7 separate regions of the Homo sapiens genome follow, and all the other regions are linked to region 4. A link is a loop called in an ENCODE intact Hi-C map of the cell type or tissue named here. Cell type or tissue: endothelial cell of umbilical vein. All regions are shown on one strand. Region 1 overlaps CPED1 (cadherin like and PC-esterase domain containing 1). Region 2 overlaps KCND2 (potassium voltage-gated channel subfamily D member 2). Region 3 overlaps KCND2 (potassium voltage-gated channel subfamily D member 2). Region 4 has its middle 9.1 kb from the start of ING3. Region 5 overlaps TSPAN12 (tetraspanin 12). Region 6 overlaps TSPAN12 (tetraspanin 12). Region 7 overlaps KCND2 (potassium voltage-gated channel subfamily D member 2).

Region 1 (4,000 bases), 140 kb after region 4:
TTGGTAGAGTAAATTTCGAAGACCCCAGTGTCAAACTGATTTGGGAAATTTTATGTTTCTGGTGTTTGACTTCTATACTTATGTTGTCCTGTACAGACACTTACCTATTTCACTTAGAGAGTTTGTCATCTTGTGCCAAATGCCACTAGAAATTAGAGGCAACATTGGGTAACACGCTGATAATTTGTAGGATTCTGACAATTAATTCTGATTTTCAATAGACCAAAACTGAAGAAGTGAAAAGAAAGATATTCAGTTTTTTGATCTAAATCCCTCCAGCAGGCCCGTTTACTCACGTAGATGGTAAACATAGATGTGTAGCAGTGTGTCTGTATAATACCAAAACAGCTGGCTAACACATGAACTTCAAGCAATTGATATTGGATTTCTTTGCATTACATAATAAACACTGAGTAGTATACCATATTTTTACTTTGCAGATTTGGTTATCCTGTTCACCTAGCCTGAGTCTATTAATCAATAGTTTATTCTTAGTTGTGTGTAGACATATTCCATGTCTCACTATATAGCCTGTGAGAATAAAGTATACTATAAAATAAAGTATATTACAATTGTTTGGATCTTCCTCAACTAATACATCGCCCAGTGATTGTGATATGATATTTGCCCCAATAAATTCTTCCTGAACCATTATGTTTGCAACAGAAATATTAGGAGTTAATCTGAAACCTGGATCAGATTTCTAAAACACATTGCTTGCTTCAAAATAATGAGAATTTTTTTGCAGAAGTGGTCAAACTTTTTATTTTGAAGCCATCAGGGGCTCTGCCTGGGGATTATGAAGACTGAGTTAAGGGTACAGAGTACAATCAAGTTCCAGGAGTTCGCTGCTGAGGTGGAGAAAATTCACCCTAAAATTTACATACCTGCTTTGTGAATAAAACCAATAAGTGAAAGAGAACTATACTGTACTGTAATTTGTATTATTTACTTATGCATTTTAAAAACCTTCATTTTACACACACACACACACACATACATATACCCAGAGAGAAAGAGATTGAGAGGGAGGGAGAGAGTTTGGTGTTGGGGGATATACTGTTTTGAACTTCAAGATGATCACTCTTCCAGTCTCCTTCTGGTGGTAGAGACAGATATTGAGCAACAAGAAACTTACAAGTGTTATAAAAGAAAAATAGTAAGTTTGCAGTGCTCAAGGCTGTTTTCATTTATTTTCACAGAAGTCCAGGGCTATGCACTGATTTCTGATTTGCAACATATCATCAATATTAGAAAATAAAAGCCCACCAAAGTGATGCATTAGCTGAAATGCACAGAACTCCATAAATTGTATGGTATATAACATGTTACTCATGGAAAGGTGATGCTCGTTATGACTAGTCTCTTGAATTTACTTTTCATTTTAACCATAATTAATATTAGTAGGATAAATGCATTGTCACAGGCGTCTAGCCTCTTCCAATCTGACACATCCTGTTGAAAAATATATTGATAAAGACTCAAAATGAGAGTTGCAGCAAACTATAAACGAAGTGCAATACATTCGTTTTCCTTAATAGAATCTTAGAGTCTTTCATTTGCATTTGAAGTTGTGGTTAGAAAGGAACATGTCTGGCAGAAGTATAATTAACTGAATAAATAGGGTAGCTTTGGAAGATGTTTTACTCTTTGATGGGTTGGGTGTGCTCCTTTCTGGGAGAGAAGCATGAACTCTATTATATAGAAAACCCCATTCAAATCCTGTGATTCATTGCATCAATAACTTTTAAGACCATTTTCTTTCCACTTCTCCTAGCACCATCTAATGGTGAAATATGGAACTTTCTCTTTTCTTCTGCGTCACTTTCATTAACATCATAGGGTTAGAGCAGCTGTGCAATCCCAGTGTTGATACTCATTTCACAAGCAAATGTGTTGCATTTGAGAAGGCCAACTTTTGCCCAAAAGGAGGTACTCTGATTTAGAAAAATAGGCAAGTAAGTGCAACTTAGAGATTGAGTACAGTCAACAAGCATAATTAGTACTCGCTTTTGGCTTGTTGTGTAGATAATTATGGTGGGCTTTATGATTTATGCTGCAGGATTATTTTATAGATGTTACCCTAAAATAATAACAGGAGAGAACATTAATTTGTTGAACTTATCGTATGTCAAACACTGTGTCAGGCACTTTATACACTTCCTTCTTTCAACCCTCTATAGCAGTTAATTCATCCACATTAGCTGAGAGGGCCTTTTCATGGCGCATTTTGCCCCACCTATTTCTGAGCATCTATGAGAATGTATGTATGTATGTTTTGATATGAATTTTAACCCTAAAGGAAGGAATTTACAGTGATGGCAGAAATCAGGAATCCTATGGCCCAGGCTTGCAGCAACCTAATTCCAGTTCCACCTAGCTGCTAAATATAGTCATGCAACTTTGGGAAAAGTCCTTAGCCCATTTGAGCTGCTTTTCTAGACTTGTAAAATGGAAATAATTAAACTGACCATTCTTTCCTTATAGAGTTATGAAAATGCTTTATAAAAGAATATTATGAGTCTATGAAAATAATATATAAGAGATTATGTCTATATTACTCTGGATATCCATGGATTGATTTGCAGAAAGCAATTGAATGAGGTTTTCTGTTTTCTACCTCAACATAAAGCTGTCACAATAATATATAATGTGCTTTTTTGAGGCATTCTGATTTAGAAAGAAATAGGCAAGTAAGTACAATTAAGAGGTTGAGTATAATCAAAAAACATAATACTTGTTTTTGGTTTGTTTTCTAGATAATTATGGTGGGCTTTATGATTTTATGCTGCAGGATTATTTTATAGATAGATTACCCTAAAATAAAGCAGGAGATGACATTAAATTTTTAACTTATATGTCAGACACTATGTCAGGCACTTTATACACTTCTGTCTTTAAACCATCTATAGGATAACCATCTGTAAGATAGATATATTCATGCCTTTTTTAGATGAGTAAATGAAGCCTTCAAGAACCTCTGGGCTACACAGCTGTAAAGCAGCATATCCATATCTAAAGTATTATGCTATAACTTTGTGATAAACTTGAACCACTATACTGTATTTTAAGTCTGTCTTATAAATAAGAAAATAAGAAAGGAGCTATTTAAAGAAAATTGTTTCAGCTAGGCCTAATGAGAAACTGAATTTACCTATTCTATTATTATTTATTATTCTTTCATCAACTAAAATGATCCTTTAAATTTCTTATTTATAATAATATTTATGCATAAGCAGAAGTTAAGTGAATGTGCTGAAGGCAGAAGACTGTCTGTCTTTCTCTTGCTTTGTCTTAGTGTTTGTATAGGGCATTCAACAGCAGATGGGAATGAACAGCCCTGGGAGAGTCAGAAGCTCCAGTCCTCAGCTCTCACTGGCACTCTCCTCCTTGAGGGTCCTCCTTACCCTTTTCTGTTACCTCTTTTCTGATGTGCCTACTCCAGACTCAGCTCTGCAAACCATCTACAGCCTTTCTAGGCAGCATAGAAAATTTACCAATGCAAACCTTACAGTCCAGTCTTATGCCTGGGATTCATGATGAGTCAGATGTGGGTGTAGCCACCACCAGCATTAGCTCTGGGCCTCCAGAATAATAGTGACCCCCTCCCACATGGGGCACTTGGAAGGGCCAAGAATTAGTTGTCCTAGCTTTTTGAAGCTGTCCTTCTGGTCTTCTTGGGAGGGTTTATGATAGTCTTTAGAATTCACTGATTGTGCTGCCAAGCTGGTTTGTATAGCACCAATCTGGGAATGTTAATTAATGAATGCAAGTAGAGCCAAATTATATTTTATGGGAAATATGTGATTTCTGTGGAATTAATGGTTGTTGAAAATAGTTTTCAGAATGAGTAATTGCTTTGACCTGATTGCACAGGTGCTGGAGGATAGCAGGGAGGTACAGATGGAGCCAGGCTGCGTATGTGTAAATCCTGTCCTGACCACTTGATATCCCAGTGTCCTTGGGCAAGTTGTACCTTCTTTGTGCTTCGCTTTTCTTC
Region 2 (4,000 bases), 360 kb before region 4:
TTCTCATTAGATTTTTTCAGAACCTTGGCCTGTGGTCACTCTGAGCCCCAGTTCCACAGCAGTGTTAATCACTTCCTCCTCGCTGTCCCTAAAAGATCCCAAGACCTCTCCATTGTGATTTTTTTTAAAAATCAAGTAACCCTTCTCCTACTAGCACCTCTTCCATTTTCCTCCTTTCTAGCAAATCTAAACGTTCCCAATTAAGTTTTTCTCTCCTTTTTTTTGACCATTATATATACTCTCCTCATTCTTAATATTCTATAGTCAAACTGTGCTCTCCTTCTGTACTGATAACTGTTTTAAGGACACAATGATCATTTGTTGATTAAATTAGTGGTTGTTTTCCTTCAACCTCCTGCTGTGTTTTCTACTATTGGCCGCTTTCTGCTCACACCACACCTTAGATTGGTGTAGAATTTGTCTGCTGCAAGGCCTTAGGTCTCTTTGAAGTACTCTGACTACCCCTCCTCTGCCTCTTTCTCCATCCTCCCATTCCATAAAGTGGGCTTTTCCCTCAAGATATAGACCCAAGCAAATCTTTAAACAATTATAAAAAAATATATTCTAAGATATATAATTAAATAATTCTCCGCTGATACCATCTCTTCATCTCTTGGTCAGTTTTTGTTTTATCCTTGGGCCCAATTATGGCCCAGCAGGTATTTTATTATTTATATCATTCATATATTTTTCTTCCTTTCCAGTCTCATTTTTAGCTACTACACACCTATAGAACTCTCAGAAGGACTTTCTGTAGTTTCTTTAGCTTATGACATTAGTTTCTCATCCTATCTGGTTTGCATTGCTCTGTGTGTGTGTATGTGTGTGTGTGTGTGTGTGTGTGTATGTTTTATGTGCACATATCTTGTTTCCTCAGCTTCCCTATCAGCTCCTGAAGGACAGAAAGTATATTGTACACTTACAGTGTAACCAGTAGTTCTGGCAGAGTCTCTTACTCATAGTTAAGATGGTATAGATACTTGTAATCACGAGGTTAGTGGATAAGTACTCAGTCACTGTCAGGAGCATGGATAAGGAATACAGCGTAGCTCTTTATCCATTGTTTCAGATCTCCACTCAGACCAACACATCCTACAGAGCAGGACCCACCGACACATTCATCGCCAGTTTTGCTAATTCTTCTTGATGACTATTTTCATTTCTATCCCAAATTTCTATTCAAATATTGATTTTTTCCTAATGAATTTTATAATGTGGATATAATGTTAGTCAGTTTTTGAAATTGAACAACAAATTGTTGATTTGGAGCATGTATATGTGTGTGTGTTTTATATTAGTTTGTTAGAGCTGACATGAGAAAGTACCATATACTGGGTACTATGAAAATCTATTTCCTCACAGTTCTGGAGAAAATGCAGAGAAATTGAGATCAAGGTGTCAGCAGAGTTGGTGCCTGTGAGGTCTCTCTCTGGCTTATAGATGGCGGTCTTCTCCCAGTGTCTTCCCATGGCCTTCCTTCTGTGCCTCTCTGTGTCTAAATGTTCTCTTCTTATAAAGACACCAATAATATTAAATTATGGTCACCTTAATGACTTCATTTTCACTTAATTAGCTCCTTCAAGGTCCTTTGATATCTCCAAATAATCACCTTCTGAGATACAGGGGTTAGGAATTCAGCATAGGAATTGTGGGGGGGGGGACAAAATTCAGCACATAAAATTTAAGTAGCAAAGTAATTGTGTGAAAAAAAGCAATATAGAAAGAGAAGAGAGACATTAAACTTTGAGGAAGAAAAAAAAGAATCACAAAAATGTAATCAGTCATCCACCCTAATGTCTGAAGAATTCAGCAGGGAAGGTGTCAACCACAGGACATCAGGGAGGTCACGGGACTCAACACTGCCATTTCAGTGAAGAAAAGGAAGTAGCTAATGTATCCAGTGAAATTCCAAAGGGTGTTAATCATATCAGTTTTTATTCCCTTGAGAAATTCTCTTGAAACTGAGGTAAACATCTGGAATGCACAATTGACAGAGACATATGGAGCTCATGCTGTAATAATATAAATATGCTTTCTATCCTCTTTGGGGGCATAAGTTACATTTTGAATTATGTCATCACACATATGCTGCCCTTGTGTATCAGCAGTTTAGCATTACATGCAGATCTAAAACTGTCCCTAGGCCTGGGTCATTTATTGATTGTGTTCGGTCATGGTTTTTACTGATCATTTCTAGTCTCACATTCAGGTGGCTCTTTCAGCGCATTTTAAAGTTTCCTTGCTGCTATCCCTGCTGTTATTTCTTAGGTGACTCATGTTGTAATTTTCCAAACTGACTGTCTTCACAGTGAGAGGAAAAGCATTCACGCAGCTAAAATGGATTTTATGTTCAATGTCATTCTAAACTATCAGTGAAAAAAAGTTGAACAGGTTAGCATTTGAAACAGGTACATGGGGAGCATTATAAAGGGGCTCATTTAGGAATTAGCTACCTGCAGAACATCTTCATGTCAGAAAGATTCCTCGAACTCACAGAAGCATAATGGGACTCACAGCAATACTAATCCTTAGTGGCAATCCTAAATACATGGACCCACTTTCTGCCATATCACTATATGTGACATTCTGCAGACTGTGCACACTCACGTGCTCACGCACACACACGCATGCGCGTGCACACACACACACTTTGGGTGAAAGATGCAATATTAGTTAAAGCAAAAAAAATCATAAAATATGCAATTGTATTGGGTTTGTAAAAGAAGAATACCTTATTAATTATCATGATTGACATTGAAATGACCAAAAAAATTCAACAGTAGAAAAAGAAGAAAAATAGGGAAACATGATTTTTTCAGTATATTTGCCTTAATTAGAAGAGTGACTTTTTCCAAGTGGATGATCATTCTCTCTTTGGGGTGGTGGCATATAAGAAGATTGAGTTTAGACAGGGCTTTTTCTAACTCTGAAGGCATCTCGTAGTTCCTGACACACACTTAGGTGTGCCTCTCTTCTTGAGAGTTACCAAGTATAATAAAGGCATTACTAACACTTGCTTTTTGTGCCTAAGGGGAGTGTAGAGACTTTTTTTTTTTTAAAGAAAATCTCCTGGGAAATATTATATCACAAAACTCACCTCTGTGAACAAATGTCTTTGGTTGGATGATTCTCAAGGAAATGTGGACGGAAGAACAGAGGCAGAGAAACAGAAGGGGATGGGGGGTGGAGTGTGGGACAGGAGATAGTGAAGGTAAAGAAAGTCATCATGGTTGACAAAGGAGTTTGATATGGTCTGATTTGAAATTCTTTAAGCAGATGAGAAAAGGGAGGTGCACAAACTTACATACTTCCTAGGCATGTCTTGGGCAGACAGAATGAATAGAGGAAAGAATGCAGAGAAACATATGGTGCTTGGACATAGTAGAGAAAGCATGGGTCTGAATTCAGGTAGATAAAAAGAGCATCAGTTTGCACCATACATTAAGTAGGTCAGAGATCACACATTAGGTATCAAGGGGAGAAAAGAGAGTAGGAAATAAGTAGAGGGCAGGTGTCATCCATATAAATAGGTAAAGAATGAATTCCAGGAAGCAGGGAAGGGAATCAAGAATCTGGGCCAGGGCACTAAAGAGAAACAGGATCACTGACACATCTCAGTGCTCAGCTGTTTGAACCAGGGACCTGTACCAAAAGTAATATTTGAACGCAATGATAATGAATCTTAATCCTGTAAATGATCATCTCTAGGAAATTAGATGATCTTTCCTGGTGTCTGTGAGCCACCATTGTCTATTCATTTAGTCCACATTAATGAGAAAATTCTCCAGGTTTCACCATGGAAAATTGGCAGCTTTTGAAGATTGATCCTTCAGCAGTCATATGGCTCAGTCCAGCTCAGTCAGTAAATCCTGAGCTCATTCTCATAATCCTTTCTCAAGAAAAAATGCTACGGACTACTTGACTTGATTTCTATAGATTGTTTTTTCTATATAGGAACTATGTGGTCAGATTTTTATAAATTTTAGGTATCATACAATAT
Region 3 (4,000 bases), 220 kb before region 4:
CCTGAAGGATTTATTTAAGCAATAAATATTTATTGGTTCCAATTATTTGCTCAGCACTGGACAAGGTCTGTGCTAGACCTGGGTTTATAACAATGACATGATCTTTGACCTCACTGAACTCATGATCTGGTAAGAGAAGATAGGCCTGTAAAAATCTAATTCTACTCTCTCAGTTGCAAGTAGCATTGAAGGCATAGCAAAGGGAGAGTGGATACTTTTATTGGATAGAGATAAAATTGTCAGGAAGTTTTTAAATAAGAATTGACATTTGAGCTTCATCAATGGAAATTGGAAATTACCCAAAGGATTTATGCAGTAGGAGTGCCAAGAGGAATATTCTGGAAAGAACAGTATTACAAGACATACAGAAATGGAAAGACGTAGTACATTCCAGTAATAGAAAGTTATTTGTTCCAGTGAGACTATGGGGTGTATGTGGGTGAACAGTGGAGGATGAGGTGGCCAAGTCATGAAGAGCTGTGGTTATCATGCTAAAGAGCTTGGCTCTTTCCTGCAGGTGATGGAGAGACACTGAAGGCTTTTATGCAGGAGAATGACATGACCAGACTCACAGATATGTGAGAGTGAAAGGATAGCTCCAGGCAACAAAGACTAGGAACTCAAAGCACAGGAAAATATTTCCGGTGGCTCCACAGCTGGGAAAGCCAGTCCCTAGTGGGTTTTTTTGTTTGTTTTTAATGTGTACCTCTCAGTAATCAGTTGTACATCTATTTTCATAACTTCTTTAAAAATCATAATTTTATAAAATGAGGGAATAAAGTGTTAAAAACATGGCTCTGAAAGGCATATTTTGAACATAAAATATTCTGTAAAGGAGACTATATAGTCTTTTACTGATGACATTCATTTAGGTAAAAAACACTTCATTAGAATGTTAGGTCAAAATCATATGTTCCATTTATAACCTTTAAAGCCTTGCCATAATCATATAATAGGCTAAAAGCAAGAGGAAAAAAATAGGAAACAGGAAAGAATTTGGTTTTTTTAAAAAAGCACAAGCTAAAGAACGCAGTCAGTAAGCCCTGCTGAAATCCCACATTGAGGGTTTACTGTATAAATGTTGAGAATGTTGAGTAGATGTGCTAAAATCATCTTAGTTCTTTCCTTGATTTTTTCTTTTCTATACACAAATCTTAATCCTTTAATTTCATGTAATTTTCACACTAAGGGTCCTAATTAAGGGTTTCTTATTTAAAATTGTGCCTTAGCGATACCTAGCATTAGAGAAAATTACTTATCTTTGTAAAAGAAACACAAAATGCTGTCGGAATTATTTTTGCATCTTTTTGGAAACACCTTGAAAATAGATAATTTATGAAATTTGTGGGGTAGGGGTCAACTATTTCCAGAGGAATAAGATGCCCAAAATACAGCCTAAATATTACATGTGTGCAGGCAAAAGATAAGGAATCGGTACAGGCAATTTACTGGAAATACTTTTCTCGCTCTCAGCTTGTGAAAACCAGCAAAGACCTGGTTTGTTTCCAAACTTTCATTTAGGTTTTTATGCCCCCTAGCGGGTATTTGGTATTTCTGCAATTGTAAAATAATGCTGATATTTTTCAGCAATTCCTTCGTGCATTGTGAGTTCAGACTCTTTATGTTGACAATATTTAACATCGATACTCCCTTAAGTATCTTAAGTATTCAAATGAGAAGTTTTAAACATTATTTGGGCTATAACACTTTGGATAATTTAATAACACCTGTGAAAACACTTTTCATGAAAATGCATATGAAAACATATAGTATCATGGAGTTCCCTGACTCCCTTGAATTTATCCACGCACTCCTTGAAAGTTCATAGACTCCGAGGTAAAAATCTCTAATTAGGGTGTGGAATCCTCTAGCTTCCGCTTTCATTTAGTGGGCGCTAATTAAGATTATTAATGCTGTGAATAGTGGAAACAGTTTTTTTAAAATACACTGTTAAAAGTTAACAGTAGCTCATAATTTGGCTGAAACAAGAAATAACGCAGAATACTTTAAACAACTACATACATTAGCTGATCCAAAAAAAAATGTTCTTGGGCTTTGATCGTATAGTAATTGATCCTCCAGGCAAGAGAGGTGGAGACAAAATCAAGGCAACTTTTTAGGCAAATATCGATTTTAAAATGTCAAAGAGAAATCTGCCTATTGTGAAGTAATACCAGGGCCCCTCTGGCAAACAAGTTCAATACCACAAGCAGGTGTTATGTAACAACACTCAAAAAAAAGGTCATTTGCTATTTGCAAACATTACAGCTACTGTAAAAATCATCCATCAAACTGTGATCCTTCTAGAATACCAAGCTGATGGCAGAAAATCCATGAATAACATAGATACTCAGACCCTAAGGGGTAGAATTACTAGTTACAAAGTGATCCAGCTTCCAGGTCAGAAGAAATTGTTTCTTAGACCTCTCAGACTAACACTCTGGTCAAAGAGAAAAATTCAGTGGATAGGTCAATAATTTAAACGCACATAGACGTACACACATAATCAACTAACGGCTTTCACCGGGGCATTATACACATTACTTACTTTCATCTAACTTTTTAAAGGATACCTGCTTTTCAAATACTTACACTCCAAATACTGATTCATGTCCCATGTGAGTTTCTTTTAATTATTGTAGTAGTTGAAATGCAGCATTTTTTTGAACCAGCAACTGCCCTATACAATGTACAGAATGCTCCTGAACTTCTGTGCACCTGCACAGGATCTGTTCATTCATTCTATTCCTTATACCTAGTAATTCACAATTTTTCCTTGTAAAAAATGAAAAAGATAATGTGAGAGATTGAGTTACAGTAAGCATCAAGGTTTATTTTAAAATCAGAATTTTCTTCCTGTTGTACAAGGATCTCTTCTATCTTCATGATTATTTATCAATTACATGACTTTTGTTTTATCTTTTAGTGTGTGTGGGACATACTTTCAGAGATGGAAAGTCACGCATTAGCTAGGGAGATTTGCCTCATATAACATTTGTACTCTATCAAATGAACATACATTTATACCCATCAAATAAAAAGAGAAAAAATAGAAACTATATGAATAGGACTAGGAAGCTAACAGTATTGTTTGAAGATGGTGTAAGAAAATTCAAGGAAATATTTCTCCATTTGAGATATAAAGACAGCCACATCATGCAACTTCTGAACTAGTCATGCAACTTCTGAAGAAATACTAAACAGGGAAATATTTAGTAAGGTGTCAATAACATTTGGTTTACAATGAATTATGTTTTAAAATTATGCATATTTTCAACCTATCAATATTACTTGATAAATAGGAAGATGGATAGATGGATGAATGGATGCATTGTCTGCCTGAATTAATCAGATTTCATGAGATTTAGTATTAAGTAGAGTGCATGCCAGAATTCAAGAACTTTGCATGAAAATTTTTGATAATATTTGAGACAAATCTTTAATAGCCAAAACTTAAATCTCTTCTGAGGAATTGGTCTTCCACCCAAAATAATCTTCAATATTTGGCAAAATATAAAATTTTAGCCAGTATTTTTGGGAAGTACGCAAATTTAGAATTAACATTTTTATGCAAAAGGCACTTCCATGTTGTACCTTTTTAACCGATATGAGGAAGAAAGGGAGCCATAAACATGAGGTCTGGCAGATGTCCAGGGTGAAAAAGGAGCAGAAGGAAACTGGTGGCTCTACTGACATAGTAAATATAGGAGAAAGAAGGAAAACTTAGAAGCAGGGGAGAGTAGAAAGAGTATGGGGGGCCGGGCACGGTGGCTCACGCTTGTAATCCCAGCACTTTGGGAGGCTGAGGACGGTGGATCACAAAGTCAGGAGATCAAGACCATCCTGGCCAACATGGTGAAACCCCTTCTCTACTAAAAATACAAAAATTAGCTGGGTGTGGTGGCATGTGCCTGTAATCCCAGCTACTCAGAAGGCTGAGGCACGAGAATCGCTTGAACCCAGGAGGCAGAGGTTGCAGTGAGCCGAGATGGCACCACTG
Region 4 (4,000 bases):
CACCAATTACTTATTTTTTTTTCTTGGAGACAATGGAGTAGATGGCATGATTGAGAATTACAAGGTAGCTGAGGATGTAACAAAAGAAAAACAGAGAAATTACAAACTACAAAAACAGAGGGAAAATGAGTAATAATTAATGGTCCCAATATAAAACAAAGTAAAAAGTGGCATGATTTTGAGCATGTGATGGAGTGTCATAAAACGGTGTTGAAAACATTTTTCTTCAATTGCCCCACAGTTGTAATATTAAACCCCCAGAAGAAATGGTTCTTTGCCTTAGTATTAAAAAAATTATATAGTCATAGTGATATAAATGTTACTTATTTCTAACCTTTTAGAGTTATCCTATAGACATCCCAATAAAGACTCCAGGGTAATCTTGTTACAGAGCAGAACATATTAGCAAACATGACAATGTAAAAGGATAGTTAAAGGAGGTAGAAAATTGAATGGGAGGAGATAAAGATAGGACAAAAGTTAGGCGCTCTAATAACTTTATCTTCTGAGGAGGAGTCAAGAGAGCCTGTCTCAAAATCATGGAGTTAGTGTTGTGTTAGAGTTAGTAGTAGGATTATACATACATAATTAACATTAAAATTGTAACCAATAAAATAACAAATCATAGAAGAAGCAATGTATCTCATCTACAATTAACAAATTAAGAACGTTATAAACATATAATTTTGACTTCTGAAGGCAACTGTCAGAAGAATGTAAAACAGAAATAGTAATTACCTCCAGGGAACGGAAGGGAGATGAGGACGAATAGGGCAGGAGTCTGCTGCATTTTACCACAAGCTCTTTTACACTATTACTTTGTTACTACATTCATGTACTACTCTGAAAAAATATCTATCATCTGTCAATTCTTAATTTTATAATAAAATTGGGGGGACAATTAAATGACCACTTAGAATATAAGTATTTCAGATTACTGGTCTTTTACCATGATATTTGTTACTATAAATATAATATTTTTATAAACCAAGAGTAAGGGTAATAGTACTGAATTTTTTAAAATGGCCTATCAAACTACCTTTGACTTTTTGTTTTTTCTGATGAGTTTATAAGTTGGAAAAAAGACTAAGTATGCACTTTAAAAGTTCTTTAAGCACACAGAGTACTAATATAAGGAGAATAAATGCCTCTGACTTTCACAAAATCAACTACAAAAGAACATATGATTATAGTAAAGAGTATTGGGCTCAGCAGTACAAAAATAAAGATAATAAAATACTAGAACAGGCTACTAATAAAACTATGATCAACTATACATTAGTATTAGGTGATATATTTTACTTTCTCAATATTTATATACAATTGGTTTTTTTTCTTTCAAAAAAAACAGTAAAACATCGGAGATATCAGTACTCAGGATATACCTTAAGAAGGTAAAAAAGTCATGGTTCCTGTATCTGTGGAACTTGTATTTTAAAATCTTTAATACATCTTTGCATAAAATGTGTTTTTTCCTAAAACATACAAAATTATTTTGTTTTATTGTTTTGCATCTACTATTATTTTTGTTTTAGAAATTGGAGAAGTAGAAAAAGGGAAAAAAAATCTATGGAGGACAAATGATAATATAACACAAAAATTTGTTTATCACTGCCCTCTACTGTACAATTTTCTCAAACCAACATTGATTAAGGAAATGACAATGTGACTGATAGGCACGGAACACTAACCCAAGAATGTTGAGTATTCTTCAGCTATAATATCAATCTGCAGCAGAGTTTCTTAATCTCATTATTATTGACATTCTGGGTCCTGATAATTATTTGTTGCAGGTGGCTGTACTGTGTATTGTAAGACATTTTGGCAGCATCTCTGGCCTCTACTTACAAGATGCCAGTAGTACTTCCCCAAGTTATGACAACTAAAATGTCTCCAGACATTGCCAAATATCCACTGAAGGGCAAAATCACTCCTGGTTGAGAACCACTGATCTATAGGTTAGCAGTTCTATCTGTAATTCGGTTTCATTACAAATCAAAGCCCTAGGCATCAAACAATGTTATCTGTTCCCATGGATCCACTTATAAGCTATACCTGGATGGCACACAGAATTACTTGTTTACTCCATCAATTTAGTTCTGAAAACACACCCTCACATGTTGAACTAGATGACTAAGCTACTCAAATGATACCAAAACACTGATGGTGCTATCCTCTTAGTAACATCTTCTCCTGCCATCATCACACAATCATCCCAGGGTGATTATGTGCAACAAACAGGACTTCACCTGGCATCCAAAACAGACTCCTGTCTCTACAATTACTTAATTCCAAAACCTGAATTACGCTATTTCTGCTACCTCAGATGACCTTAACCTAGCATTCTGAATGTTGCCCCATGTTCCAGGATTTGTCTTGGCAACTAATTCTTTCCTCCACATGTTTTTAACCTCATTTCCTATTTGTGTATCTGCTTCCCCCAGATCCCTGACCTTTATGCGTCTGACCCAAGGCCGGTAATAGGACTCAGAATCCTAAATGCTTCATTTGCTTAATGACTTGGCTTCCTATTTTGACACTTGGACACCATCTGGACCCTGACAGCAATATTAACCCAGCATGAAAGTCTTTTGAGAATAAAATAGTTTTAAGAATAGTTGCAAAATATTGGACCAATTTTTTTAGAACTTAAAAAAATTTCAAGACACAAAACACCACATAGGTTGTCAATCCCATTGCTTTCATTTCGTGTTTGTGTGCGTACAATATATTTCTGATTATAAAACAATTTTAAAGTTTGAAAAATATAGAAGTAGATAAAATACAATCACCTAAAATTCCACCATCATTCAGAAATAACTATTGTTAACTTCTAAAATGTAGATGAAGCCTAAATTATAAATATGTCTCATGTATCTATCTATCCACATATACCTTTTTTTTTCAAAAGTACTATCATATGTCACACAGTGTTGTGACATAATGTATGTTTCACTTCATAATGTATCCAGGAATGATATCCAAAATAATTAGCAAATCATATAGCAGAGGCTGGCCTTATTGATGCAAAGTTCTGGGGTGCCATGTTTTAACTCCATGGGAGCTACATAATGAGAGGCCCAGAAAGTCTCATAGGAAGGGTCAGCGCAGACAGGGTGATATGAGACACTGCAGTGGCTCAGAGCAGCTGCTATTTAGAAGCATCTCAACATTTTAACAACTGGTTAGGGTTGTACCAGTGTAAATATTCTGATTAGCATCCCTGTGCATACCGCATATTAACATATAGTTAGTAATCAAAAACATGGTATTTAATGACTACAAAGTCTGACCTGTAGATATTTTATGTATTGCATCTTTATATTGGTCTCTATCACTTTTTCCCTTTGCTAAATCAATATGGTCATTATCCATTAAAAAAACTCTACCATATCTCAATAAAATTTATGTAAATTCCTCTTGATGAATCATCTAGTCCCTTCCTCAAAATTTCACCATATCATAGCATCTATTACATTATGTTTAAATCATTTCCTGAACCATCTATTTGTCCTAAAATGTTATATGTTCTGCAAGAACAGGGACTGTGTCTTGGTCATGTTTTGTATTATTGGTATTTGTTGTTCAGTAAGCATTTACTGAAATAGACTGTAGTAATATTATTTCTCAAATTCCCTAGATGTCTTATTTATTAGGCTATGTTAATATTTACAACTTCAAAGAGTTTTTTAAAAAATAAAGAGCTTCATGAATTACCATATTACTTTCATTTTCCCTCTGCCTATCCTTTTAGGTTAGCCTAATTAAAAATCACTGTGAAGGGGGTTGACCTACTTCTGTATTTGAGAATTCTTCAAAGAATTCTATTTAGAATATTCTTCTCAGCATTCCAGTCCAGCTACTTGGATGACAATTGGAATCCCATTTTCTTCACAGAGCTTAATGGTTAACAATCATGACAACTTTATGTTGCCCTCTCTATTCTGAACTTGGAATCTTATGAACTAGTGCTTAATACTCATGCATTCGTTCATTCAAT
Region 5 (4,000 bases), 150 kb before region 4:
TGATTTCCTTGGCCTAAGACAACTAACCTTGGGTATTACCCCAGAGGAACGATGCCACTTCAACGGTATAGTATAATGGTTAAGATCATGAACTGCTATGTCATTTGGGGCAAGTTACTTAATCTCTCTGTGCTTCAGTTTTCTTGTCTAAAAACATAGATGATAATAGTGCTTACCTGTCTGAGATGTTGGGAGGATTAAATGCACAGACACATTTTAACACTTAGAATAGTGCCTCATACATGTTAAGAACCCAGTAGGTACAATCTCTTGTCTGATGTGTCAGTTCACAGATTAGAAAGTAGAAAGATCAAATTAAAAATAGATGGAAAATCTATGATTAGCAGATATTAATGGAAAAGTACGAGGCACAACACTTCATGAAAGAGTATGAAAACACCAGAAGCACAGCATTATGTCACCAGTGAGTACTTCTGCACAGAGCAAGGTGGCTGCTACTGTTTTACAGGACAATGAGATAACTGTCCAAAATGATTACTTGCTCCTGAGACATTAGATCATTAGCTTCCTGATGAAGCAGAGAAATATTTTACATAGTTCGGGAAGAGTCACCTCAAAATTTGTTAAGTTAAAAAGGTTTGGCTTCAGACATCTGGAAAATTAATTTGCATGGCAACTTCATTTAACATCATTACCAAATAATGTGGCACTATTTTCTCACATCTATCTTTGAAGAAATTGATATAAAACAGCCTTGGATCATGTTTAGCTGATTCCTTACCTATGTGCTCGGTACTTAGTACAAAAATGGACTTTTAGTGAATAATTAGCATGAATATATTAATATTTTAGTAATAATAATTATAATAGATTTCAGAATTAGAGGCAAACTGGCTGGGTGTGGGGGCTCATGCCTGTAATCCCAGCACGTTGGGAGGCCAAGGCGGGCAGATCACTTGAGGTTTAGAGTTTGAGACCAGTCTGGCCATCATGGTGAAACACTGTCTCTACTAAAAATACAAAAATTAGCTGGGCATGGTGGTGCATGCCTGAAATCCCAGCTACTCGGGAGGCTGAGACATGAGAATTGCTTGAACCCGGGAGGCAGAGGTTGCAGTGAGCTGAGATCGCCCCACTGGACTCCAGCCTGGGCAACAGAGGGAGACCTTGTCTCAAAAAAAAAAAAGATTTAGAGGTAAACCATTCAAGGATACAAAATTTCAGTTAGGAGGAATAAGTTCAAGAGGTTTACAATACAACGTGGTGACTATAGTTAATAACAATGTATTAGTTATTCAAAAAAGTAAGCCATTCAATAAATATATATGCCGATGATTCAACTCTGTGAAATGCTGTCAGTCAATTACTTGATTTTTACCCTTTCAATAGTCTCTGGGGCTTAAATTGTATCTATATTGGCTTAAGATCTCCTACCTCTTTAGACTAATTCATTTTAAGCTAAGAAACTGTGCCAGAAAAGTAATGTTTCCTTTTCAAATCTGTGAATAAAACAAGGCAGAGGTTGATAATTAAGTACAGTTTATCATGTTTCATATCTTGGCACTGTTTAAAGTCTATTTCAGTTTATCTTAAACAATCACATTTATTTTTAAAATGGTACAGTAAATTCTATCACCTAGGATGGCTGGGGAATGAGACCTATTAATACTGAACACTCTAGAATGGGAGGGGTCCTTGGAAGTCATGAATTCAACTTATTATCTTTTAAAAACATGGCAAAAAAGCACTTGTAGAGTGACATAGCAAAACTGGCATGGGAAGGACCTCCAAAGAATCTCTACTCATATAATCAATGAAAACACTGGTAAAAAACCTGTTAACCTCAATTTTTCTAGAATTCTGGAAATTAACCAAAGTCTTGCGGCAATCTGAGGAGCGTTTATTCACGAAAAGCTGCTGAATCTCTTAGGAACAGCAAGTGCTATGGAATTATCATTTGCCCTATTCCCATCCCTGCTCCCCTCAGCTGACTAGAAAGCCAAGAGCCTGCAATCCTGGTGAGAACTGGCAGCCTAGCCGCCACCAGAGGGCGCAGAATGGGGTTGCAGCTCCTTCAAGGCGCCTCTCCCGGAGGATTGCTACTGTATGGCTGGTCTGGCCTGGAAGACCCCACTCAGGAGGATGTCTTTATTTGACCTGAACTTGAAGCTCGACTAGGGAACAGCCTCCGGTCCCTCCCTCCCCAGGAGGTTACCAACGACAGTTAGAGGTAACTATTGATCTCTGAGGCTGCCTGAGGCAGTTGGTAACAGTTGTGCACATGGGGGCTTGACAAGCTCTGACATATTCGTGGAGATCTCGAAAGTTACACACATGAATAGGGCTGTGCTTAGGTTCAGGGGCTGTGCATAGTCCCAGGAAAGACCTGCAAAATCCTGAGATCTCTCCTCTGGCTGACCTTGAAGCTCTGTGCACCCTTGGTAAAGGCCGGGAGACTCACTGGTTCTAGGCATCTAAGGAAATCTCTGTTCATTCATTAACTGACCACTAAGCTAACTGAGTAGAAACTTCAATGACCACATGTGACAAAGAATACAGCCTTTACAGAATTAGTTTAGAAAATGCCATCGAACCGACAAATAAACACAGCAAACGCTGGAGAGGTGGAAAAGTCTGATTTTCAGAGCTGTCACATTATATTATTTAAAATGTCCTGTTCTCTTAAAGAAAAACAGTTATAAGACATGCAAAGAAACAAAGTATGACTCACAGGGGAATAAAAAAACAATGAATGAAATTGCAGTTCTAATGAGAGGGACTCCTCGCCTCACTAGACAGCCCTGTCCACACCGGAACAACACTAATTTTTAACAAGCACTCCCTTGTTGGAACCTGCCTTCTTTGTAAGGATGCACTGGTTCTAACTCTGCTCTCAACCCTTCCCTTTTCCATAAGGTAGACAGTCATAGCTGAAGAATCAATTATCCCTTTCTCTTTAATTATTCTCCTCTCTAGGCTAAATAGTCCTAGTTTTCAAGTTTTCCAAATATGTACACTTAATCATTCTGCTGATCCTTTTCTAGACTGTGTTGATTCTGTCAATGTTTCTTTGAAAATGACATTGATTTGTAACTTTAAAAAACTATAAAATGCAATGACATATTAAGACAATCAAGGTTATTGAAAATGACTTTGGATTCCAATGACAAAACAGCTTTTTCGGTTGCCCAGAAATGTAGACATGCAATTGTATTGACACATCACATAGTTGGGACTTGGTGTCCTTCCAGATCACTGGTCCCTTAAGATTATCTTCACACTCAGGTAGGCAAGTATGCTTTGTTCCAAGCAAAGGTCCTACCTAGTTAGACTCCTCCATTTATATAGCAAAATATCAGGTGATCATTTCCTCATTTTGTTTAAAAAGCATACAGGTAACTCCTCAAACAAGGCAGAACTTCAGTCCTCAAATTTGTCATCAGAATTCATTAAACTATATATTTTATGCTTCTCTATCAAGAGTATCTCCAAAAGAGGTGTCAACTACAAGTTGTCTAAAAGAAATGAAATCAGTTGACATCTCAGTACTGTATGTCCATCCGTCAAACCAGGTCACCAAAATATGCCAACTTGCAATATATTAACTTATGCCCTTGCATATTATTTTCCACCAAGGTGTATTTAATGACATGTATTGGAAAACACCATAAGAAACTGCTCTATAAAATTTGTGAAAAATGATATTGAAGATATTTTTTCTCGATAAAGTAGTAGATATAAAATCCCACTTGATAAAATATTTAGAATTTTGCTCCCTTTGAGGTTAGAATGTTTGCTCTCCTAACATTAGAATTATGGTGATGATTGTACCTCCTTTTCACCTGAGCTGTCAGAAAGCTGAGAGGCAAACAGGACACTCAACCACAGTAACTGTCTGTCTTCATGTTAAGCACCTCTGCTTACTCTTTCCTTTAACTTTGACTTTCCAATTCTGTTTATATTTTATTATTAATTTACTGTATTTTTGTTGTATGCTGCCCTATATCCTTTAATAAATTCAATTTTAAAAGATACAGAG
Region 6 (4,000 bases), 140 kb before region 4:
GTAGTATTATTAGTGAAAACAATCTAAGAAAAGCAGTGAGGATGAATTGCAGTTTTACAACAATAAAATTATATTAAATGTTTAATGTGGAACAGTCTTCAGCTAAATAAAGCAAAACTGAAGAGAATTAGTCCATATTCAGACTTTATGGGAAGATCCGGTAAGTTGATCTCATGATCAATAGTAGTTATAATCATATCATCAGTATTAATCACTAAAGCAGATACAAATTATACCATAATGTTGTGGCCCAATAATTGTCCATATTGACTCGCTACCAGTAAAAACTAACAAATGGACAATTCACACTAGGAAATTTGGTAGGTTTCAATTTACACATCTATACTTCTAACTATACTGTAGCCATCTGTTCTTTTAATGTCTAATAGTAAGTTATAGTATATTTGAATATCCATAATATGTTTATATGTAATACTACCTCAGAAATATTAGTACTGTTTTCCGTTTTATGGAATAAGCAGGAGTTTGCCGCATTTATTAGTTGATGATTCCTACTACAGACACTAGCCAATATTCAGCTTTCACCCAAAACAAAAGAACTAGGTTCAGTGCCATAATCACTGAAGAACCTACAGACACTAACCTACAACAACTTTCTGTTCAATAAACTATATTTTGTATATTCCTTTTCATTCAAAGCCAAATGTTTCTAAACAAAGTATGTATAAAACAATAACATCCAAACATAATGCTTCTCAGCAGTGTGAGCATGACAAAAAGTATTCTGATCATCTTTTAAAATAAAAAGCCTGAATTATTCAACTGTTTGAATAATTCTTGTGATTGGTTGGATTATGTCCTCCCAAAATTCGTATGTTAAAGAGCTTAGTACCTCAGAATGTGATCTTATTGGAACATAGGATTGTTGCAGATGTAACTAAGATGAGGTCCGACTGGAGGACAGTGGGCCCCTTGTCCAATATGACTGTTGTTCTTATAAAATGGGAAAATTTGGAGACACACAGACAAGGAAAACACCATGTGAAGATGAAACAGATCAGGGTGATTTTTCTAAAAGACGAGGAACCAGGAAAATTGTCAGCACACCACCAGAAGCTAGGGGAGAAGCATGAAATAGATTTCTCCTCATGGCCCTCAGAAGGAATCAACCCTGCTGACACCTTAATCTTGGAGTTAGCCTCCAGAACACTGTGACAATAAATTTACGTTGTCAGAGCCACTCAGTTTGTGGGACTTTGTTATGGCAGCTCTAGGAAATTATAACAATTTTTAAACTCCTAAAAAATACTTGGCACTCTCCTTTGGGGCATGCCTTCAGAGCCCAAAGCACTTTATTTTGGATATCCTTAAATGGTGACATATTCTTGTCTTCTGAGATATGAGTAACAGCCCAGAGTTACTCATATCTATGAATATAATGGATCACTTGTATAGGTAGTACAGCATTCTTTTAATTAATTACAACATCCAAATTAATTAATTTACAATATAAATTGACTGCCCATCTCAACAACTGCCTTTGGCAGAGAGTCTAAAAGATGTTTTGAATGGTAGTATTCTTAGGAATAAAAAGCATAACCTCCTAAGATAACCACCTTGAAATATATCAAAATGCAGGTGTTATAAATCCTGTTGCTTTGTTTTAAATTTTCATTCTTTATAGCCCTACTATATATACATGAGTTATATTATGAATAGTGTGAGCAGTGCCTTGTGATACCAGGTACTTGACAAGAGGTGTATGTGGGGAATGATCCCAACCCCTTAGCCTAAGCAGTTTCCTTTCTATCTGATTCACATTTTACATTTCCATTCTAGATAAAGACTGCCTAACAAAACTTTATGTGATGATAGAAATGTCTTACATCTGCATTGTCCAGGACAGGGGCCACTAGTCACAAGTGGCAGTTGAGCACTTGAGATGTAGCTAGTGCAACAGAGGAACAGATATTTTAATTTTAATTAATTTTAATTCAAATGGCCACACGTAGCTATTTGGCTGCTGTAGAGGACAGTGCAGTCTTAGATTTTAATCTGAAAATAGAATTTTACTGCTAACAAAGTCTGAAAATAATCAGTAAAAATGAATGAATAGGAAAACTTCTGCTAAAATGGAGTAATTGATTATTCTGATCAATTCTCCCAGAAAACACAAGTATGTAAATTTCCTGGCCACATGAGGATTGACTTTACCGCCACTGAGCATAAAACTTAATCAGTGAACTAAAACTGACATCACTAATCATTAGCCAGCAGGGGGAGCTGGAGAGTAGCATGGTAGCATTTTCTTTGGAGAGGTTCTTTTTTTTCCCCTTCTATGTGTTGGTGGTCTATGTGGAGGCTCTTAAAATACGTATTCTGTCCAGGAACTCCAAACCCTCTGCTTCTTGCACATCCAGTGTTAGCTACATACTCTGCCTGTGTCTGTTTCAAAGGATCCCCAAGCAGTAGGAACTTGATTCAAAACAAAACAGTTCAAAATCCAATTAATTACAAAACCTGGTCTTTCCCACTTCCCTTTATTAAAATGTGATTAATGTTTAGATTTTTATATTGTTTTTTAGCTTTCTTCTGCTTCTCCCCATATTAGAGAAAAATTTTAAGGCCTTTTACATTTAGACAGAGAAGGAAAATTTCATTGGCATATTGTTGATTCTTTAAAGTTATTCCTAAGAAAACATTTATCCATAATAAATTAACCATATATGGCCTCACCTCTTGATAAAGGTCACTGAGATCTTCCTGGTGGGCCTGTTTGGAACATCCTGGGAATTCTCTAACACAGCAGGAATCTGGGGGCCAGTCCATCTCTGTCATTTCCAACCAGTCAGTGAAATATACTACTCCACAGCACTTAAACTGCAAAAAAAATCACTAGTCAGCCTCAGAAACCACAAAAATATTTTCTTAACTTATAGGAGATTAAACATCAGTTTTTTAAAATTTTTGTACCCAGAGCTATATCTGTCATCACCTAATGATATATGTACAGTCTATGTTGATGATAGAAATGTAGTAAAGGAACACCATGGCTAACGATTGCATAATGGAAGTATTCTGAGTAATAATGCCCATAACACATAAAAACAAATCAGGCATGACTGAGACTCACTCCCTAACTGTAAGCTCATCTACAAGTGACTATACATAGCAACAGATTGAACATACACACTAACAAACCCAAGTAGGTGACACTTTAATCATTAAACCTCTAACCACCAAAGGCCAGTTAATCAAATTTTTCTATTGCCCAACATATTCAAATATTATATTAAAAGTTTCTGTAATCTTTGTAAAAACATGTGTTGACCAAAGCCCACATCACAAAAAGTTAGCAGACATCGATTCCTTAGCTAGTAAAATATCCAAAAACTTTAAGAAATAAACATAGGTCTGGCCAACTGGTGTTTATTCAACTGAGTAAGATTCTTGAAATAAATGTTCATATTCTATTACCATAATCTCAGAAGAAATGGTGTGTGTGCCTTTAGCTTGAATAAAATTGGATTTAAGAAAAACTATACTGACATTTTTACTTTTTTATCTTATTTCTCCAAAGATTAGCAAAAACTGTCTCTGATCAAGGTTTGGAAACACTGCTTAAGGACCTCTATAGATTAGATTCAGAACAATTAACTATGATGAATAATTTTCTGTCCTTGAGTGGAGAAGGAGGTTGCTCTTTCCCCTCTAGCCAGAAACAAGGACTATGGGCAGTCACTGAGAACTTTGCCAAGAGTGACTGGCTATGCAAATTATGCAGTCCAACAGATCAATCTATGTCCAGGTTTGACATTGCATCATAAAATATCACAATCCCCCACCATTTCAAAATTTAACTAAAATTAACTTTGAAGAATTCCGAACTTCTCATGCAAAAGGAAACAATGAAAATACCACAAAGTATTTTGCGTTGTTACACTGGCCTAAATGTCTGATTTTTAAACAGAAAAAAAAATCATCTTAAGAGTATTATAAATGACGAATTACTGAAAGCTATGGGTAATACTGAAATTTT
Region 7 (4,000 bases), 540 kb before region 4:
GTCTGTCTTTCCCACTGGAAGGTAATACACTTTTTTCAAACTGTCTTTATACTCCCATAGCCTGTTAAATGACTGGCTCCTAGAAAGCAACAAATTGTTTGTGAAATCAATTAATAAAGTAAATAATTATTTAATCAATTAAAGTAAATAATTATTTAATCAATTAAACTACCACTGTGTTTACCAACAATCCTCAAACTTTAATGTGCATAGAAGTTATGTGCAGAACTTCATTTTAAAATGCAGATATCTAACTCCTGCACACATAGATTCTAATTCAGTAGGCTATGCAGTCTGTGACTGTGCATCTAACAAGGACACCAGTGTTTCTCATTTGGAGCAAAGATCACTCTTTAAAAATATTGATATAAATAACACTAATGAGATCAAGAAAACTTCTTGATTCAGATAACCTTTAGCAAATCTTTGGGCAATTAAGTGTTAATTGATTGTGAATAAAGAGGGTCAAATTAAATGAGCACTGCATGTACTATTAAAAAAAAAAAAGAAGAAGAAGACCTAAAGTGACCATGGGGCACTCTGGTAACTTCTCTGATTCTGTGCCTCTTAGATTTGTGAGGTCAGCATGAGTAGAAGGTAAAAGACAAATTTGGTAATATGGACAGATTACAGGACAGCCTATGGATCCAGTGTTCCAATTGGACTGCATTTGGTGTCACTATCCCATGGTTCAAACTGAGAGAAAAGCAGGGAGCAAAAAATCTAGGACAGATAGCACGGTAGCATCTCAAGATACAGACCATGCAGCTGTACTGACATCAAAAAACGGCCTGAGTGTGACATCTAATCTCAAGACAAACCTGTCTTTTTTCAGTTCCTATTTTAAGCTGCCTTTTTCATGTTAGTAAATGGGAACTAGGGAAGTATGTGCTGTTCCCAGAGTTAGATATGCTTTTGAGGTACTGCCCATTGTGGAAAGTTACATCTAAAACATTTATACTTTCTAATTCACCATAAAACCTTTTAAAAATACTGTACAAATTTATGGACTCTGAGCCAGTTCTACTAAATCAGTATTTCTAGGGAGCACACAGTGGGAATCCATATATATGAGCTATTTAGGTGATTTTGATGATTGACCAGGTATGGGAGCTGTGGCTTTCAAAAGCTTTGATAGATATTTCATTATTAGAAATATTACTGTGTTTATAAGGCGTCAGTCCTCTTCCCCCCATCTTTAGCCACACATTTCTGCCTCTGACACAACTCTTCTCCTCATCTGTTGTCTTAGTAGCCTTCTGTCCAAAATTATCTTGTTGTAGATTTGCTTTGTTATTCTATCCCTTTCCTATAGTAGCACTTTCCTGTATTCAGTTTTCCATCAATTTTGAGTCTAAGACTTATTTTTCTATCCTTTCTTTCTCTCTGAATAACTTATATCCTAAAGCACATTGAAATTGCATGTCATACTGTTATACATACCCCACCACTCTTTTTAAGTATATCCTCATTGGTAGTACATCAGCTGGGCTTAATTTCTAAAAACAAAATTAGGGCCCGATGGCTCAATATTTCTGAATAAGTAACCAAAATTGTTATTGTTATAAGAATGTAAGAAAAGGGTGACAAAATGGTGAATTGCTTTAACAAACGGAAAATGAGTTCAGAATGAAGCAGAATGCCTAAGACATTTTACATCTTGACTTGTTTTAACAAGATTCTAATGCTTTGTATTTCATTTATAGAATAGTTATAGCTTCCCATTGGCTCTGTGCTCCCATTTACTCAGCTACTGTAAATAATAGCCATCAGCAAAGCTTTTGAAATCTTCAGATGAAAGGAACTTAAATTAAGGAAGCTTCCCATGTGCATCCCTTCCCCCACAAAAAAGGATGCTAAGAAAACAAAGAACGGGGAGTACAACGGAATGATTGTAGTAACTGAATGCATTCCAGCTTTTGAAAACGATAAACATTTATTTTCTGACCTAAGTGTTGTTGTTTTTAATTTTTTTAACTTTTTTTTCTCAGTTGAAGCAGGCGATAGTGGATATTATCTTAAGATATGAAAGATATTGAAGGAGGCAGTATCAAGTCAGTTACACTATGTGGATTAATGTTGCAGTAGTTTCTTTCTTTGGTTATTGCCAAGCTAGTTGCTATTTTCAGAGTATTAGTCACATGCTTCTGTACCTGAGAGTGAAATTTTTCATTTCCCTCTAAAGATGATTCATTTTGTTTCTTACAGGAAGAACTTTGATAATAAATTCCAGTGTACTTTTAAAAATGTTCCCAGGGACTTAAAATGAACCTGCAAATATTTAATTTTATATTATCTTTTTGACATAGTTTGCTTACATAATCTACATATTTTGAATAGATGATTAGACCAAGGGAGCTTGCAGTAGATAAGGTTAAAATCTTAATGAAGATTAAACATCTTCTTTTAAAATCTCCTTATATTATTACTGTTGAGTGACAGAATAGATATTCAATCCTTTAAGCCAAGAATGTATAATGGGACTGGTATGTAATAAGTAAACTTGGGAAGCATAACTGGAAATACAGAAGATACTGAACTTACATAACAATGTGTCTGAACTTTAAACGTTTTTGCTTTCCACAGTCTGGCTTTCTCTCCTGCATTGTCCATATGTAAAGATGACTTAGCCAAAGCTCCCAAGCTCCCAAGAGTTGACAAATTCTCCCTTCCAGGGATTAACCCAAACCAAATTATAATATCTTAATCCCAATTCCAAGTTCCTAAAAGAGAGAATTTGTGACTGAGAGAAGAGGATACTCTTCTCCCTCTGCCAGCTAAGAAGATGTCTGAAGAGATGGCAGCTACAGATTGGCCCAGAAATTTAGTCAAATCACCCTATTATTCATGTTTTTTTTTTTTTTCTTTTATAGACAGAGTCTCCCTCGGTCACCCAGGCTGGGGTAAAGTGGTGCGATCATGGCTTACTGCAACCTCTGCCTCCCGTGTTCAAGCAATTCTCCTGCCTCAGCCTCCTGGTAGCTGGAATTACAGGCGATGGCTACCAGGCCCGGCTAATTTTTTTTTTTTTTTTTTTGGTCTTTTTAAAAGAGGCAGGGTCTCATCATGTGGTCAGGCTGGTCTCAAACTTCTGACCTCAAATGATCCACCTGCCTAGGCCTCCCAAAGTACTGGGATTACTGGCATGAGCCACCATGCCAGGTGATTTTTTTTTTTAACGTAAGACTTATAATTGAAAACAATTTCACATTCAAATTTTTAATTTAATTAAAACAACATGAAATACAAGTAAATAATTTTGGGGAAGAAAATACATTTATATAACAACACATATGTCTAATTTTATTGATCAGAGTGACATTTTAAAATGTTTTTTCCAGATATAAACAATGACTGTTTTTTGTTTAGTGAAATAGAAATTTAATTCTTCTTCTGCCTATAAAAAAAATTAAAATAACAAGATTTTTTTAAAAGAATCTCAAGGTATTTTTGCACATTGAGACTAATGTGAAGAAAATCATTTTCAGAATTTTTATTGTGAAATACAAACATGATTTTTTTTTCTGTAAAGCATATTCATTAAAACTATGCTTGGAAATTAACATTTCAGCAGAAACCACACATAAAATTTCAGTTTATTAAGACAAAAAAACTAGAGAGTTTGGGCTTTCTTGTTTTACTAATAATGACATTCTGTTTTATTTTCTGACAAGTTTACTGACAGGGCTTTAGAGGTAACTTAACAGTATCTGTACTTACCTGTCAGCCAGGAATGAGTCACTCCTGAATTTACTAAAAATGACATCATCAACATGGTTTAATAATGAACCTTGGGGAAGATTTTATGATACTGTGTGACACGAGACCCTCTCATTAGTGCCATAGGTTTCATTAGTACATGTCATTTTTTCCAACCTTTGCAGCATTACTGGTTGAATACAGCATATTCTGAACATCTCTACATTTGTGACATCTCTTAATGTCACATTTCTTTATTTTTACAAAAGCTGTTTATAGCTTGTTGGATTATCTAAACATG

Evidence for each region. A loop is a pair of places that touch in the nucleus more often than their neighbours do. Peaks named below come from ENCODE experiments on the same cell type or tissue, not always from the same donor. Only the 100,000 strongest peaks of a DNase experiment are listed, where the experiment ranks them.
Region 1: a loop joins it to region 4, with 7 times the contacts of the local background. A loop is called at or near these places in 6 of 110 quality-filtered maps.
Region 2: it touches region 4 in a loop (6-fold over the local background); 3 of 110 quality-filtered maps call a loop at or near these places.
Region 3: a loop joins it to region 4, with 6 times the contacts of the local background. A loop is called at or near these places in 4 of 110 quality-filtered maps.
Region 5: a loop joins it to region 4, with 9 times the contacts of the local background. A loop is called at or near these places in 89 of 110 quality-filtered maps.
Region 6: it touches region 4 in a loop (11-fold over the local background); 89 of 110 quality-filtered maps call a loop at or near these places.
Region 7: a loop joins it to region 4, with 3 times the contacts of the local background. A loop is called at or near these places in 3 of 110 quality-filtered maps.

Annotation. Positions count from the first base shown.
Region 1 is chr7:121,079,733-121,083,732 of GRCh38, forward strand. All of the region lies in intron 5 of CPED1 (cadherin like and PC-esterase domain containing 1), which reads left to right. It also overlaps the pseudogene RNA5SP241. Among named protein-coding and RNA genes, the nearest start is that of CPED1, 93 kb to the left of the region's middle. In endothelial cell of umbilical vein, a CTCF peak has its summit at 1,791 (motif pointing left); a DNase peak (open chromatin) is centred at 1,789; H3K27ac peaks cover 413 bases.
Region 2 is chr7:120,582,135-120,586,134 of GRCh38, forward strand. All of the region lies in intron 1 of KCND2 (potassium voltage-gated channel subfamily D member 2), which reads left to right. Among named protein-coding and RNA genes, the nearest start is that of TSPAN12, 270 kb to the right of the region's middle. In endothelial cell of umbilical vein, no CTCF peak of the experiment used is centred here; a DNase peak (open chromatin) is centred at 1,947; H3K27ac peaks cover 1,569 bases.
Region 3 is chr7:120,724,098-120,728,097 of GRCh38, forward strand. The region is part of intron 1 of KCND2 (potassium voltage-gated channel subfamily D member 2); the gene reads left to right. Among named protein-coding and RNA genes, the nearest start is that of TSPAN12, 130 kb to the right of the region's middle. In endothelial cell of umbilical vein, a CTCF peak has its summit at 1,537 (motif pointing left); a DNase peak (open chromatin) is centred at 1,424.
Region 4 is chr7:120,939,647-120,943,646 of GRCh38, forward strand. No RefSeq gene overlaps it. Among named protein-coding and RNA genes, the nearest start is that of ING3, 9.1 kb to the right of the region's middle. In endothelial cell of umbilical vein, a CTCF peak has its summit at 1,653 (motif pointing left); DNase peaks (open chromatin) are centred at 1,765 and 2,425; H3K27ac peaks cover 2,896 bases.
Region 5 is chr7:120,790,194-120,794,193 of GRCh38, forward strand. All of the region lies in intron 7 of TSPAN12 (tetraspanin 12), which reads right to left. Among named protein-coding and RNA genes, the nearest start is that of TSPAN12, 66 kb to the right of the region's middle. RefSeq lists an enhancer at 1,882-2,176. In endothelial cell of umbilical vein, CTCF peaks have their summits at 1,990 (motif pointing right) and 2,189; a DNase peak (open chromatin) is centred at 2,018.
Region 6 is chr7:120,803,852-120,807,851 of GRCh38, forward strand. TSPAN12 (tetraspanin 12) reads right to left here. Exons shown (of 8, transcript NM_012338.4): 7 at 2,698-2,841. Among named protein-coding and RNA genes, the nearest start is that of TSPAN12, 52 kb to the right of the region's middle. RefSeq lists a silencer at 2,203-2,252. In endothelial cell of umbilical vein, a CTCF peak has its summit at 2,230 (motif pointing right); a DNase peak (open chromatin) is centred at 2,250.
Region 7 is chr7:120,400,465-120,404,464 of GRCh38, forward strand. All of the region lies in intron 1 of KCND2 (potassium voltage-gated channel subfamily D member 2), which reads left to right. Among named protein-coding and RNA genes, the nearest start is that of KCND2, 130 kb to the left of the region's middle. In endothelial cell of umbilical vein, no CTCF peak of the experiment used is centred here; a DNase peak (open chromatin) is centred at 2,047; H3K27ac peaks cover 1,510 bases.